Linked DNA regions of Homo sapiens: region 2 is linked to region 1. The links are chromatin loops, found by intact Hi-C in ENCODE. Cell type or tissue: PC-9. All regions are shown on one strand.

Evidence for each region. Peaks named below come from ENCODE experiments on the same cell type or tissue, not always from the same donor. Only the 100,000 strongest peaks of a DNase experiment are listed, where the experiment ranks them.
Region 2: it touches region 1 in a loop (6-fold over the local background); 28 of 110 quality-filtered maps call a loop at or near these places.

The regions. Positions count from the first base shown.
Region 1 is chr14:75,557,690-75,565,689 of GRCh38, reverse strand. LOC107984653 (a long non-coding RNA gene) reads right to left here and starts at 7,519. Exons shown (of 2, transcript XR_001750830.1): 1 at 7,484-7,519; 2 at 5,772-6,062. RefSeq lists enhancers at 3,334-3,413, 5,719-5,878. In PC-9, CTCF peaks have their summits at 4,324 and 4,525 (motif pointing right); DNase peaks (open chromatin) are centred at 1,549, 3,389, 4,599 and 5,679; H3K27ac peaks cover 4,406 bases.
Region 2 is chr14:75,489,675-75,497,674 of GRCh38, reverse strand. No RefSeq gene overlaps it. Among named protein-coding and RNA genes, the nearest start is that of BATF, 29 kb to the left of the region's middle. RefSeq lists an enhancer at 485-544. In PC-9, no CTCF peak of the experiment used is centred here; a DNase peak (open chromatin) is centred at 3,754; H3K27ac peaks cover 1,558 bases.

The DNA.
Region 1 (8,000 bases):
CATAATATCATGTGAGGTAGCACAATGAAGAGTGAGATGGTGGTTAGGGAAAAAACATTTGAGCAGAAGGGAGGAAATGGATATCTGGGGCAAGAGTGTTCCGGGCACAGGGAACAGCATGTGCAAAGGCTCTGAGGTAGGAACGTGCTTGGTGTGGCCAGACACAGCGGGGATCCCAGTGTGGTTGGAGCAGAGAGACAGAACAGGGGGCTGGTGGGAGAAGGGCTCAGACAGGTAAGTGGGGGTCAAATCTTGCAGGGCCTTGTGGGCTCTGATTAGGATGTGGACACTGAGTGAGGCCAGAAGCCCTGAAGGAGTTTTAAGCAGAGGAGTGATGTGGCGGACTTGCGCTATAAAGGAATCTCTCTGGCTGCTATGTGGAGTAGACAAAGAGGCAGTTAGGAGGCTGCTGTGGTTTCCTGGCAAAGCCTGGAGGAAAGGTCTGGGGGTGCTGGCAGGTAGGCGGGTAGGGCTGTGCCAGATGATTGCAGTGGGTCACCAGCTGTGAAAAATGGGGGATTCCTTCCGTGAAGTAGGACACAGCACCAGAACTTTTGGAGGTGGTGACGTTAGGAAGAGGTAGGACCATCTTTCTAGTTACTTGGGGACCTCACTAGGCTCCTCAGGCCAGGAGATAGAATCTCCATGCTTCATGCTGGCCACCCTGGGCACATGCTTTTCCTTCTGCCTGGAATGCTCTTCCCTGCCTTCCTCATCTGTTTCACTCTACTCCTCCTTCAAGGCTCAGTTGAAATGTCACTTCCTTCCTGAAATCGGTCACATGTTCTGAGTGTATGTGCTCCTGATGCTTCTTTTGCATGGCACTTACCACAATTGTCATTATTTAATTAGGATAATTAGGGCGCAGTGGTTCACACCTGTAATTCCAGCGCTTTGGGAGGCAGAGGCGGGTGGATCACTTGAGGTCAGGAGTTCGAGACCAGCCTGGCTAACATAGTGAAACCTCATCTTTACTAAAAATACAAAAATTAACTGAGCATGGTGGTGCACGTCTGTAATCCCAGCTGCTCGGGAGGCTGAGGCAGGAGAATTGCTTGAACCCAAGAGGCGGAGGTTGCAGTAAGCCAAGACGGCACCACTGCACTCCAGCCTGGTGACAGAGTGATACTCTGTTTCAATAAATTAAAAAATAAAAATAGAATAATTAGTTCTTTGGTGTTTGTTTCCCCTGGCAGACTGTAGGCTCCATGAGGGCAGGTGCTGGGTCTGCTTTCTTCTTCGCCCCTTGGTTACTCCCTAGCAGAGTGTCTCACACAAGTCAGTGCTCAATACATTTTGTTGAATGAATGAATCAATAAGCAAATGGAATGGACAGCAGGTGCAAGAGAAGCATCAGGGGAGGCAAGCTGATTCCTAAGAGCTGCAAAGGAATAGGGCTCATTTCAACTTAGAATCCAAACCAAGGCACTTGCAGGCACCTGGTGGGTGATAAATACCTTACATCATAGGAACAAAGTTCTAAGAATAGGATTTCAGTCATCAGTCAAGGTATAAAAGAGGTTATTTGTTTTGGGAAAGCAGGCAGAAAGGTTCATATGTCCTGAGGATCATATTCCCTGGCTGCCAGTCATCTCACACAGGTTTGCCTAATCCTGCATTTGCGGCCCTCAGAGGACACGTGGCTACTTTAGCATGAAAGCGTTTATTAAACAGACATTTTTATTTATTTGTTTGCTGTTGAAGCGTTTCAAGCATTTATTAAAGAGGCAGGATCTTGCTCTGTCACCTGTGCTGGAGTGCAGTGGTATCATCATAGCTCACTGCAGCCTTGAACTCCTGAGCTCAAGAAATCCTCCCAATTTAGCCTCCTGAGTAGCTAGGACTATAAGAATGCACCACATACAGCTAATTTTTTTTAACTTTCTTCTTGTAAAGACGGAGTCTCACTATGTTGCCCAGGCTGGTTTCCAATTCCTGAACTCAAAACAATCCAACCACCTTGGCTTCGCAATGTGCTAGGATTACAGGTGTGAGCAACCGCACCTATAATCAGAAGGACATCTTTAGAGTACATCATTTAAAAAATCTATTAAGCTTTCAACCTTTTAAAAAATGTTATCAAGTAATGTACATAACATAAATCTTCATCCAGTTCCCGAACCTCTTTGCATCCTTCGTCTCCACTCCTTCCTGCTCACCATTAATGACACATTGTGTCAGAGTGGACAGATGGAAACGGCCCGAGTCAAAGATTCTGCCTCACGTGGAGTAGGCTTTCTCCTGGGAGTGTGAGGCCCTCCTGGCTCACCACACTGTGGCGACCTGGGAGCTTCTGCACTCCAATCCAATGCCGATGTCCTGGGCCATGCTTGCTACCAGCAGCTCTGTTTCTTGAGTCTTGGGTGACTGCTGTGTTGACTGATGAAGAGTTTTTATCTAAGGGTCTACGAATGGGTTTCAGAATCCTGCAAACCCCTGAAATCATATCATCCAAATTGATTAATACACATGTGTTTTGGCTGGGCATGGTGGATCACACCTGTAATCTCAGCACTTTGGGAGGCTGAAGGGGGTGGATCACCTGAGGTCAAGAGTTTGAGACCAGCCTGACCAACATGGGGAGACCCTGTTTCTACTAAAAATACAAATTAAATTAGCCAGGCGTGGTGGTGCATGCCTGTAATCCCAGCTACTTGGGAAGCTGAGGCAGGAGAATCACTTGAACCTAGGAGGTGGAGGTCGCAGTGGGCTGAGATCACGCCATTGTGCTCCAGCCTGGGCAACAAGAATGAAACTCTGTCTCGAAAAAAAAAAAAAAAGAAAGAAAGAAAGAAAAAAGAAACATGTTTTATAAAGGGAGAGGCGGGGGAGTCCACAGTTTCATCAGATAGTCAAAGCAGCCCAATGACCCCCAGATGAAATAAATCACGGTTTAGATGGATAATCTATACATTTCAGGTTTAAAAATCTACTTCGAGCTTGTCACCTAGTATCTGCCCTGACTATATACACTGTGCTAGGTGCAGATCTGACTGTTGTGTTTATTTCATCACTATGGGTAACTAAAGTGGATTTCCTGACACAAATTATGCAGGACTAGACAGAGACATTACTAGATTAATTGTGGACAGGGTGAGGCACATATTTGGTGAGACCACTTTGCCTTCTAGAGGTGACCCTTTATTCTCCATTTGCAACAAGATTCTGAGAGCCAGGTCTGAATGAAAAATTTTAACCCGTGGCTTCTATGTTCCAGGTGATCTTGGACTTAGGAGAAGAGAGAAGACGCTGAAGGAGGTGTGGAAAGCTCAGGGAGTGGGAATGGCTTTCCTTATCTGCCCATCGATCATGTCCGTGCTTCAGTTGAGACTGAAGTCACTTGGCAGCCACACGTTTTAGACTGAGGTAACTCCCCACTGCCATAAAGGTCAAGAAAGCCACTGTGCTGACACAGGTCCTCCCCTGACAGCCTGTTCCACAGCGACCCTTGAGTCATCATGTCTGGATGACTAGGCTGACAAAAACAAGGTTTCACAGGGTGAGTTGAATTGTGGGGGAGCGGGGCACAGCACAGGGCAGCGGAGTAGGAAGGGCACTGCACTTGGAGTCTGAAGATCAGGGCTGAAGGCCTTGCTCAGTGAGCTTGGGCAACATGTGTTGGTGTTTGGGCTTCACATAAAATTAGACACTATTCACAATAGCAAAGAGACGGAACCCATCTAAGTTCCCATCAGCTATAGACTGAATAAAGAAAATGTGGTACATATACACCATGGAATACTATGCTGCCATAAAAAGGAACAAGATCATGTCCTTTGCAGCAACATGGATGGAGCTGGAGACCATTACCCTGAGCGAACTAACACAGAAATGGAAAAACAAATACTGCATATTCTCACTTGTAAGTGGGAGCTAAGGACACAAAGATAAGACAAACAGACACTGGAGCCTACTCGAGGGTGGAGGGCAGGAAGAGGGTGAAGACTGAAAAACTACCTATCAGGTATTAGGTACTACGTGTATTACCCGGGTGATGAAATAATCTATACACCAAACCCCCGTGACATGCAATTTACCTATGTAACAAGCCTGCACATGTACCCCTGAATCTAAAATAAAAGGAAAAAAGATAGGGCAAAAAGGAAATGAGAGGCTGCTATTAACATGTTACCGGGGAGCTAGCAGGTATTCAATGATTGGGACTGTGCAGGTACAACGTAGTTATCACCCTAAAACAGGATGTAGCCAACATCCTGTTCACGGCTACCCGGAGTTTCACAGTAAAATATCTGCAGAGCTTGTGTTTGGAAACCAGGTTGATGCCCAAATCTGTGCAGATTTGCATTCCTGGTCACTCACCCAAACATCTCTTCAGAGCTATGCCCTAGGATAGAGTGAGGAAGCTGAATGAGGCGCCAGCTTGCATCTAGAGGTCAATTCTCTGTATTCAAGCTTCTGCCCAAACAAGTGATGGTTGGCTGCCATGGTTCAGGACTCTCTCAAGCTGGGAAAGGAGGATGCAGGAGGGAGGGGGAACGGAGGAGAGGGAGGAAAGTTGATCTCTGCAGTTCTCTGTCACTAGGTGGCAGCACCAACCCGGGACCGCTGTCCCAATGGTCCTGGCTGTAATCCTGGAATGTGGGGAGTTCCCCAGGTGCGCTTGCGCTTGCTATATATAGCTCCAACTTTGCAAGCAGCCAAAGAGAGGTTGAGTCCCATCTCCACGTTTAACTGTGTGACCTTGGGCAAACCATTTAGCCTCTTCGGAGTCTTTCTTTATCTGTAAAATGGGGATAATAATCTTTCCTAAAATAATAGAGTGAACAGAAAATGAGATCATAAATGGCAGCCAGTATCATCCCTGCCCCTAGCAAGATGACCCCTCACTCTTTCATACATCACCTTTATTTTGCACTTTTCTTTTCTTTCAAGGGTGCCCCTAATGCTTATTTTAAATGAGCATATGTAGATGAACACTTTGGGGTGGGGGAGTGAGGCGGCAGGAGGAATGGTCCATGGTGTGATTTTTTTTTTAGAACAGACCCAACTTTTTAATCTTCCTTCCCCTCCTTGCACCCATTCTCTTCCTCTTCATTTTCTTTCTTCTATCTTGGGATTTTTATTTACAAATATGTTAATCATCTGCTCTGTGCAAACCTCTGGCGAGGCAGAGACAGGTGGGGAAGAAGAGGGAGAGGCGAGGAGAATTACAAGAACACACTGGAGAGTCCCTCCCTCCAAGACCCCCACAGTCCTGTAGGTGCTAAGCTGATAGCGAGATGGTGCGCACCGGTGCAGTTGAACTGGCTGTTGAAATATTAAAATATGTACATCTGGCTGACTGATAGCCCCTACCCTAGTGCCCCTCCATGCAACAACGCAGACGCATGCCTTCACCCTGCTCCAGCTCCGACCCCATTCTGACTGCCAGTGCCTGGCCTGGATTTTGAATATTGCCTTTTAGCTGATGGGCTGAGCTCCTCATAGAATGGACTGAAGAGGATGGGGAGTGAAGCCTGGAGGCTGAGTTGCAACTCCCAGTGATGGTTTTCAAATTAGAGCCTGGGGTTCCTTCCAGAAGCAGTAATGGGTAGTATCCAGGTTGGGCAATCCAGAGGCTGGTGTGGTTCTGGCTGCATGCCCAGTTTCTGGTGGAGCACAGAACACCCTCAAACCCTCTCAGAAAGCAGTCTACTCCTGTTAGCCCCTGAGAATTAGGATGCAGTGCCCTGCCCCCTCGCCCCCTCTCTGGGAAACCCAGGTACAATGAGTCACCATTTTTTTGGTTTCACAATAGAAGCTTACTCTGGTTGACATCAGCAGTAAATGAATGTATTGGAAGGATGTATGTGGCTCACAGAATTCAAAAGAAGCCCAGAGAACAAGGCCCAGAACAAGGCAGAAGCCAGGACAATTCTCCACCACAGGAATTCTCTCTCTGGCCAGGGCTTCACAGTTAGAGTAGAGGGGCTCCAAACATCTTCTGGGTCTTTTCTTTGCTCTGCTCCAAAGCGAGATTCCCAGTAGTCTGATTGGCCCAGTCTGGGTGTTTGGTTGTATCTTGGCCAGATAAGGCAGAGAAGACACCTTGATTGACAGCTCTACACATAGAAAGGAAATGCAGATGCTTTGTCAGAAGAAGGAGTAATAGAGCCGGGGCGCAGTGGCTCACGCTTATAATACCAGCATTTTGAGAGGCCTAGGCGGGTGGATCACTTGAGGTCAGGAGTTCAAGACCAGCCTGGCCAACATGGTGAAACCCCATCTCTATTAAAGATATAAAAATTAACCAGGCGTGATGGCATGCACCTGTAATCCCAGCCACTCAGGAGGCTGAGGCAGAAGAATCACTTGAACCCGGGAGTTGGAGGTTGCAGTGAGCCGAGATTACTCCACTGCACTCTAGCCTGGGTGACAGAGTGAGACTCCATCTCGAAGAAGGAGAAAGAGGAGGAGGAGGAGGAGAAAGGGGAGGAGGAGGAGGAGAAAGGGGAGGAGGAGGAGGAGGAGAAAGGGGAGGAGGAGGAGGACGAAGAGGAGGAGGAGGAGAAGAAGGAGAAGGAGAAGAAATGGATTCTGGGTAGCAAAAAAAAAAGTGTGTGGGGGTCACTGTAATCAGGTGCATCTCAGCTCTAGGTCACAATTCCGTGACATCTTGCCTTCAGCCCCAGGTTTTAGACCCAGACAGAACTAGATCCCCATTATAGTAGTGCAGTGACCTTCCTGAGGCCACCAGATCATCCCAGTCAGTCCTGCTTCCTGGGCATTTAGGGCTCTTATGGACTTGTTCCCCCACCCCCTGGGGATAAACAATGAGACACAAACCTTTGAGGGAGCCATAGGTAATTTAGTCACAGTCCAAACTCAAAATTCTCAACCTGAAGTAGACAAGGCTTGAGAATATATGAATGAATGAATTATTTATATTTATGATTAATTAATTCATTTATCAAACCTATAAATATCACATATCTGCTCTGCTGGGCACTAGGAATATAGCAGTAAACAAGACACAGATAGTCTCTGCCCTCACTCATGGGTTAGTGAATGGCCTATCTGGACAGCCATTTAACTGTCCACCATGAGTCACCACTGGGGGTTTTGGGCACGATGTAAGTAGATATCTGGTCTCTGTCATCTTCTCTCAATGATTGCTGTGGTTTAAATGTCTCCTCCAAAACTCGTGTTGAAATTTAATTGCCATTGTAACAGAGTTGAGAAGCGGGGCCTTTAAGAAGTGATTCGGTCATGAGGACAGAGCCCTCATGGATTAATGGGTCCCTCGATTAATGTCATTGTCACAGAAGCGGGTTTATCTTTGGAGTGGGTTCCCAATAAAAAAGACGAGTTTGGCTCACTTCCCTTTCTGTCTCATGTGCTTGCTTCCACCTTCCACCCTTCTGCCATGGGATAACACTTGCCAGATGCTGGCGCCATGCTCTTGGATTTCCCAGCCTCCAGAACTATGAGAAATAATTTTTTTTCCCTACAAATTACCCAAGCTGGGCATGGTGATTCACACCTGTAATCCCAGCAACTCAGGAGGCTGAGGCAGGAGGATCACTTGAGGTTAGGAGTTCAACACTAGCCTGGGCAATGTAGTGAAACTTCATCTCTAAAAAAAAAAAAAAAAATTTAATTAGCTGGGTGTGGTGGCATGTGTAGTCCCAGTTACTTGGAAGGCTGAGGAAGGAGGATCCCTTGAGCCCAGGAGTTCGAGGCTGCAGTGAGTTATAATCATGCCACTGCACTCCAGGCTGGGTGACAAAGTGAAACTCTCTCTCTCTGCTCCCTGAATTTCAGCACAGTGCCTCTCAGCCCTCCCAGCTGTGGCTCAAGCAGCCTGGGTGCTCCAGAAAGAATAGGTGGTAAACCTTGATGGCAAACATTTGGTGTTAAGTCTGCAAGGATGCAAAATGCAAGGGCTATAGAAGCATGGCTTCCTCTGCTTAGATTTCAAAGGATGTCATGGATCACCTGGAAGCTCAAGTAGAAATCTGCTTCAGGGGAACGGTCACCTCAGAGAGTCCCCACTAGGG
Region 2 (8,000 bases), 68 kb after region 1:
AGGTGAAGTTACCAAGGAGGCCTCTTCTCTTCCATTCATGGTGCCAGGAAGACCACTGATTAAAACCCGTTGCAGAAAAGAAGGAGCATCTTCTCCAGACTCCCATTCCTTCCAGAGCATAGGTCAAATTGTGACTGCCAGGCCAAGAGTCTCTCTTCAAGAAAGAGAAGAAAGTTCCCCTTCAACAACACTCCCCCTACACCCCCTCAGGACTGTGGTTCCTCCAGCACGAAGTCTAACCAAGGACTTCCCCTGGTGGCTCTGTCAGAGCCCAGGCTGAGCGAGCTCCTTCTGCAGAAACTCGATAACATCAGAATATGGTGAGGTTCCAGGCAGCAGACCGTCCTTCTGCTGTGACTGGAAAAGAGGCCTTCAAAAGAGCTGAAGGCCTCCTCTGGGCAGGGACCTCCAGAGGCCCAGGGTGGCTGGCTTCTCAGGGTTTCTCATCACTGCAGCTCCCCTGCTTCTGCTCATCTCCCTCCATTTCCGCACAGGCCTTCCCCACGTGTCTGAGGATGGACACCCCCCAGCTCCTCGAGCCAATATTGCCTCAGTCCAAGCCATCAGAGGAGTCTGAGAAGCCCCTCAAAGTCAAAATTCCAAACTGGGAGAGGGACTCTCATGAGTCTACTTTGAGTCAAGAGTCTACTCCTGGGCCCCTCAGTCACTCATTGGGGGTCTTACAAACATGGCTGCCAGAGCCCACTCTTACAGAGGGCGCTGGACAGCTCCCACAGACAGGGGCTGAGGGGACTGTAGTTGAGAGCACGCTCTCAAAAGTGTCATCTGTAGGAAGTAAAGAAGGAAGCAGAAAAATAGAAGCTGAGTTTCTATTCAGGGCCCGATGCTTTGGCAAATGTCTTAAAAATAAGGAGTTTCACTCCCTGGAGAAGAGGGTTAGGGTTTTGTGTCCACCTCATGCCAGGAACTCTGCAATAGGGCAGAAGGTGGGAGACCTACTTACCTTGAAGGAGCTAACAATCCCTTGGGAATGTCACAAAGGAAACTAAAGTGGCATTAGAAAGCCTGGCCCCTCCTTCGAGCCCACCCACACCCCATCCCTCAAGGCCTAGATCACGTTCCTCCTCCTCCTCCTCTGTGAAGCCTTTTCTCACCACTCCAGCTTTGGTGTTGAGAGGGACATGATGTGGTGTGGCAGAGAGAACCAGGGACTGAGAATCCATCACTAGGGACCTGGTTCTGGCTTTGCCACTAACTAGCTGTGTGACCCTGAAGATGCCGTTGGTCCAGCCTCAGTGGCCTCATCTGTAGGCTGAGGATGCTTGATCTACTCTAGGGAAGCCTTTAGGGAGGCTTAAAACTTTAAGAGTCTATGAAAAATGTTATCTCCAACTCCTTAGAACTTCTTCAGAATGAAAAGTCGGGGCAACATGATTCCTTTCCTAATTTCCAATGGTCTTATCGTGGTTCAAAGTGAAAATGCAACACGGCAGATTGGTTAGGAGCATGGGCTCTCAAAAGGTGACTTATCCATGCTCTGCAGTATCTTCTCATTGGCAGAATGTTCTAGAGTGGACTGTCTGGCTGCTTCCTGTGGTATTATAAGCTTTGCAAAAGCAGAAGACCTCCCACCTCCCGTGGTTTTGCACATTTGGAAGCTTGCCAGCTCTGGACAACCCAAATGACATCTATGTTTTCCTACCTACATTTGGGATCTTGACCGGCATTCTGGAACAAATTCTACCACTCCGGAAAATTTAAGCTTTCAGCTTCTTTTGCTGTTACCCATATGGTTGCCAAACTTGAAATTATGGTGTTGGCTAAATTCCCATCAATAATATCAGGTGACCCCTAGGGTTGTTGTGGGACTGGAAGTCGGCCAATTTCTATTACCTTAATGTATGAAGAGAAATGAACAGAGGTCCTAAGTGTTTTCAAATAGCTTGATAATTTATAGAAGAAGAAAAGAGAAAGAAGAAGAGGTAGAGGAAGAGGAGGAAGAGGGAGGGGAAAAAAGAAAAAGGAGAAGGGGAAAAGGGTGAGGGGAGGAGGTAATGAGGAAGAAAATGGCACTGAAATTTGACACAAAGAAAATAAACTAATTTTGAAACTCTCGGAACTACAACCTCACGCAGTTGGGTCTTTGTATAAGGATGATGTTGCTACTTTCTGTAGACAAAATCTCAAGGTGTCAAATGTCAAATGTCAGCAGTTGGAAGGACCTTGAAACTCAGAAACTCTATGAAAGGATATCCTTTCACATTGAGATTTTAGCTATCTCTTATGTTCATCTACGCAGAGACTTCATTTAAAATTCTGTTAAATGAAATCAACAGTTTTATGATACTTCCCTCCTCCAAAAAGGATGGGGGAAGCTAGAATCAGACGACTGAATTGAATCACAGCTCCACCCCTTGCAAACCATGTGCCTTTAGGCAAATTATTTAATCTTTCCGCATCTTAATTTTCTCACCTGAAAAATGAAGATATTACCAGTATATGTATCATGGAGCTGTTTGGAGGATTCCATGAATTTACAGCTTGGGTGCACTTGGTTAATGGCAGCCTCTGCCATCATTAATATGGCCATATCCTGTGATTCAGAATGTGACTCAGAGGCAAAGAGGTCTCACATCATGTGACAAGTCTTTGGGGCAAATGTCCGGTGACATCGCCAATTTCCTTCCCAAAGCCAAGAATCACTTAGCTCCATGACCGCCATGTTCACAGACTTCATTTCACTGGCCAGAGAATGGAAGCTCAGCAAAACCACACATGCCCCGGTGGCCCATGCTCCAGCTCAGCCTTTTAGCTATGCAGAGATGCACCACTTAATATTCCCCAACACCACCCCTTCTCTGCAGCATGGTAGAGGAAGGGTCCAGCACTTTGATTCACCTGTGCGAACATCTAAAGGTCGCTTCTCCCATGACACACAATGAGAGGACAACTGAGCTGAGATTCCCAGGGACCCTTTGGGCATCATGGGGATGGGAAGATGGGGTGTTGGAATCTCCCCATCTTTCAAGAAAGGTGACATCAGCATGGCCTGCTACCATGCACTCAGGCCAGAAAAGGTCTCAGCTGACCATCCTGGCTAACACGGTGAAACCCCGTCTCTACTAAAAATACAAAAAATTAGCCAGGCATGGTGGCGGGCACCTGTAGTCTCAGCTACTTGGGAGGCTGAAGCAGGAGAATGGCGTGAACCCGGGAGATGGAGCTTGCGGTGAGCCGAGATCACGCTACTGCACTCCAGCCTGGGGGACAGAGTGAGACTTTGTCTCAAAAAAAAAAAAAAAAAAAGAAAGAAAGAAAAGAAAAGAAAAGGTCTCAGCTATAATGAGACCACCTTGCCCCATCCCCACCCCCAAAATGACCACATGGACAGGGGCTGGCTCCCCTAGTTGTGGAATAATAGGGCACATGTACATCTGCTGATGCAAACCTTTAATGGATAATCATATAAGATATTTCACTATAACCAGGCTTCTTTTAAAGTTAGTACAATAGTTCCAACTTTCTTTATCACAATAATATAAAGAGTTGAAAAATTCTAATCATTCATTGAGCACCTATTATATGCCAGGCCCCATGCCAAGTGCTTTACAATCAGAATCTCATTTGAGGCTCACTCCACTGTGTGAGGCGGGTATTATGAGGGTCTCATCTTACAGATGAGGAAACTGAAACTCGCCCAATATCACACCACGTTAGGAAAGAAAAAAAAAGTTAATACCATAAGTGTAGTTGATTTATGATTCAACTATGAAGACTGGGATGGAAGGAAGCCCAGAAAAATGGAAACAGTTCATCTGATGGGGTGATAAGATTATCGGGGATGTTTTTCCCCTTGGTAAATATTTCTGTTGTTTTTGTACATTGATGCATTATACTACAGGGTAGAGAAGTTGGTTTCAAGCAGGGCTTTGCAGCCTCAGAGTGACATAGCGGAAAGTCTATGAGAAGCGGGGGGTCACGGACTGTCAACCTGGTGATAAATGTCCTAGGAGAAGACAAGCACCCTCCCCAGTCCCCCTCCCCACTCTCCATCCCCGCCTCCTCCCAGCCCACCTCCCAGCACACTCCCAGGCTCTTAGTGAATTGCTGGGTGTGCAGGGAGAGTTTGGGGGAAACCCCTTCTCCAGCTCAGGTTGACTTTGTAAAACTCACACAAATTTGCTCCTTTGGAACCTAGAGTGTTTTTTTTTTCCTTCTTCTTCTTCTCTTTTATGAATCAGCACAGAATTGGCCTGTGTGGGGGCCAGAGAAGTTTCTAGAATATAAATCTCGCTGAGGCCTGGTGCACCTCAGCCTACAGATACCTCCGTCCTCCCTCAGATTCCCTGCCTCATTAGGGGCACAGGCCAGGCTTACTTCAGCCCAGGCCCCAAGCTGCACCTTACCCTCCCTTTCTCCAGGGGCGCGAGCCCAGAGACAAGACTCCCACTCTCCCATTCCAAAGTCAATCTGTAGGGTCCCTGTAATCAACATGCATAAAGAGGGGAGAGGTCCCTGGGAGAAACGGTGGCTCCCCTCCCCTAAACTCAGCTACCCCCAGAACATGATGAGATGACACATGCCCTAGACTCCTCTCCACAAAGAGCCCCAAGTCAGGTGCCCCCACAGGTGCCATCCCTCTTTCCTCCCTCTCCCCGCAGGCTTAGCGACCCTCCCCACCGCCAAGCTGCTAATGAGAGCAGCAGACTGATTCACTTGTCCTCCTTCAAGTCCACCTGATGTAATATGTTGCCCCTCTGAGGGCATTTTCAGATCATCTGGGTCCCATGATCTTATTTCATAGATGAGTCAATGGAGGCTCAGAGCCATGAAGTGACTTGCCAAGATCGCCAGCCAGGAGGTGCCAGGCTGGGATTTCTTGCCCTACCACCATGCTGTACCATCCCCTTGTCTTGTTAAATGAGGTTTCTCATACACAGTATGTAAGGACTATGGTTTTGTTCATGAACACTACCTTCATCTTTCTTTCTTTCTTTTTTTTTGAGACAGAGTCTCACTCTGTCACCCAAGCTGAAGTGCAGTGGTGCAATCACAGCTCACTGCAGCCTCAAGTTCCCGGGCTCAAGTGATTCTCCTGCCTCCGTCTCCAGAGTAACTGGGACCACAAGTTTGCACCACCACGCCTTGCTAATTTTTATTTTTATTTTTTGATAGAGATGGGGAGGGGGCGAGTCTTGCTGTGTTGTCTGGGCTGGTCTCAAACTCCAGGCCTCAAGCAATCCTCCCACCTCAGTGACCCAAAATGCTGGGATTACAGGTGTCAGCCACTGTGCCTGGCCAACCGTCATCTTAATATCAGGCTGTGGAGAGGGAGCTGTAGTCAGGGAAAAGGAGCGATAGATGAGCTTGAGGGGTTGGGTCTGAAGAGGTGCTTGGAACCCCAAAAAGAGAGGCCAAGACTTGACCACAGGCCCCTCCCCAGTCCTGATCTGTTATATGCCAAGACTTGCAAATACCAGCTACCCAGAGGCATTGAGGGGGGAAAGGAGGACAAAAAGAGGTCAGCTATAAAAAACTAAAACTTGTCCCAAAATAAAGACTTAGAAACAAAGAATAAAAATTAAACACCACTTATCTTGTTATTCCTGGAGCCATCAGATTTTCAGTGATCTAATATCACTTTGACCGGTTTTTCTCTTCTATTCAAGCTTCTTTCTCATTGTGTTCACTTTGTAAGCTACTGCAAAAATTTTGGGGAGTGAACAAGACTTAAATCGTAAATAAGTAAGTGCAATCTATTGCTTTATCCTTATGGTGGTGGTTTATGTTGCCTAAGTTCAAAGCCGGGCTCTGTAGGGTACATGTGCTGGAATTCACTGATGGAGGGAACGTCTGTGTGGGGTCCTCCTTGGTGCCAGGTGCAGAGGTGCAGACAACCTGTGACCACACGCAACGTCTCAGTTCCACTCTTAAAGAACAGAGGCCCCAACCTCAACCTCAGAGGGTTTTCCAGCCCTGTTCCCGGACAAGCTGTCCCATGGTTCTGAAACTGACTGAAAGCGGAGGAGGGGAGCACACCACTCTGGGGGGAGCCCAAGAGACCAATCGCAACCACTTCCTCTGCCCCCTCAGTCATTATCCCAGACATCATCCATCGAACAACTATTTAACACTGGCTTGTGCCAGGCTCCATGTCACAGCTGGGAATTCATCAGTGACAAAACTGATGGAGCCCCTGCCCTAGATCCCACGGTCTAATGAGGGAGACAGATGCATAAGCAATTATAATTCCAGCCGGGCGTGATGGTGCACACCTGTAATCCCAGCACTTTGGGAGCCCGAGGTGGGAGGATTGCCTGAACTCAGGAGTTCGAGACCAGCCTGGGCAACGTGGTGAAACCACATCTCTACAAAAAAAAATACAAAAATTAGCTGGGCATGGTAGTGCATGCCTGTAGTCCCAGCTACTTGGGAGGCTGAGATATGAGGGTCGCTTGAGCCTAGGAGGTTGAGGCTGCAGTGAGCCATGACTGTGCCACTGCACTCCAGCCTCAATGACAGAGTGAGACCCTGTCTCAAATATATATATATATATATATGTGTGTGTGTGTGTGTGTGTGTGTGTGTGTCTGTGTGTGTATTTCCATGCAATAAATGCCACAAGAGAGGAAGGGAAGAAGTACAGAGGAGGGGTGTCCAATCCAGACCTGAGGGAGTCAGGATCTCTTCCCAGAGGAACTAAAATTTAAATTAAGACAGCAAGGCTCTATAAGACATAGGCCGGCATGGCAGACTAGCTCTCATGTTTCCTCTGCCTCCTGGACACAGAACAAGACTACATTTCCTAGCCTCCTTTGCAGTGAGGTGTGACTACGCCACTGAGTTTTAAGTTAATGTAATGTGGACAGTTGAGAAGCACCACTTCCAGGCCTGGCCCATATTCTTTGCTCATTCACTAGCTAAATGCAGAAGACTCCAATGTCCCAGAGGAAAGTAGAACCACAAGACCAAAGAGCCTGGATCCCTGAATCACCACATGGAAGACCTGTCCACCAATGGGGAGTTATTGCATGCATGAGAAATAAAGTTTGTTGTAAAGCCATGGAGATTTGGAGTTTATCTGTTACAGCAATTGGTATTACCCTAACTTATAACCAAGTAGGAGTGGGAGATAAAGTATGCCAGAAAAAAAAATTAGTAAAAGCGGTGACATGTGCCTGTATTCCCAGCTACTTGGGAGGCTGAGGTGGGAGGATCACTTGAGCCTAGGAGTGTGTGACCAGCCTGGACAACATAGTGAGACTCTGTCTGGAAAAAAAAGACTAACAACCAACCTAACTTTAGTGGGTAGCATTCAACCAAATGGACAGGAAAGAACAGAGGCTCTGAGGCAAATAATGGGATCAAACCCTGGCTCCATATTTCCTGGCTGTGTGATCTTGGGCAAGTTATTTAATATCTTTGCATTTTAGTTTCCTCATTTGTAAAATGAGGAAAAGAATATCTTCCTTGAAGGGTTGCAGAGAGTATTAAATAAATAGAACCTAGGATGGTTCCTAATACAAAAGGCTTATCAGATAATAAATCCCTTACTCCAAACTGTATGCATTCATAGAATGACATTTAACTAATAATATGCTTTGGTAACTGGTAACAGTAACAATAATAATAAACATTTACCGAGAACTATTTATGCTCCAGGCACTTTTCTAATTATTCACAATTATTAATTAATTCCATACTCATAGCCCTATGAATTACTTCCCCCCCACATTTTACAGATGAAGAAACTGAGGCACAGAGGTGTCGGTAACATGTCCAAGATTATCAGCTGGTACATGGTGGAACTGGAGTTTAAATCTAGGAAGGCATGGTTACAATTCCATGCTGCAGATGAAGGAACAGAGAGGTGGTGTAAATTGTTAAAGCCACACAGTCTTAAGGTGTTCTGGGGTTGAGGGCTCCAGCACCAGCCATGACTTCTTGGCATTCTGTAAGGGCACGGAGCAGACGGCCTCCTCTGACTCCGTGAGAAACACCATCCTTTGCATCTTGGCAGGTGTGCTGGTGGCTTTGGC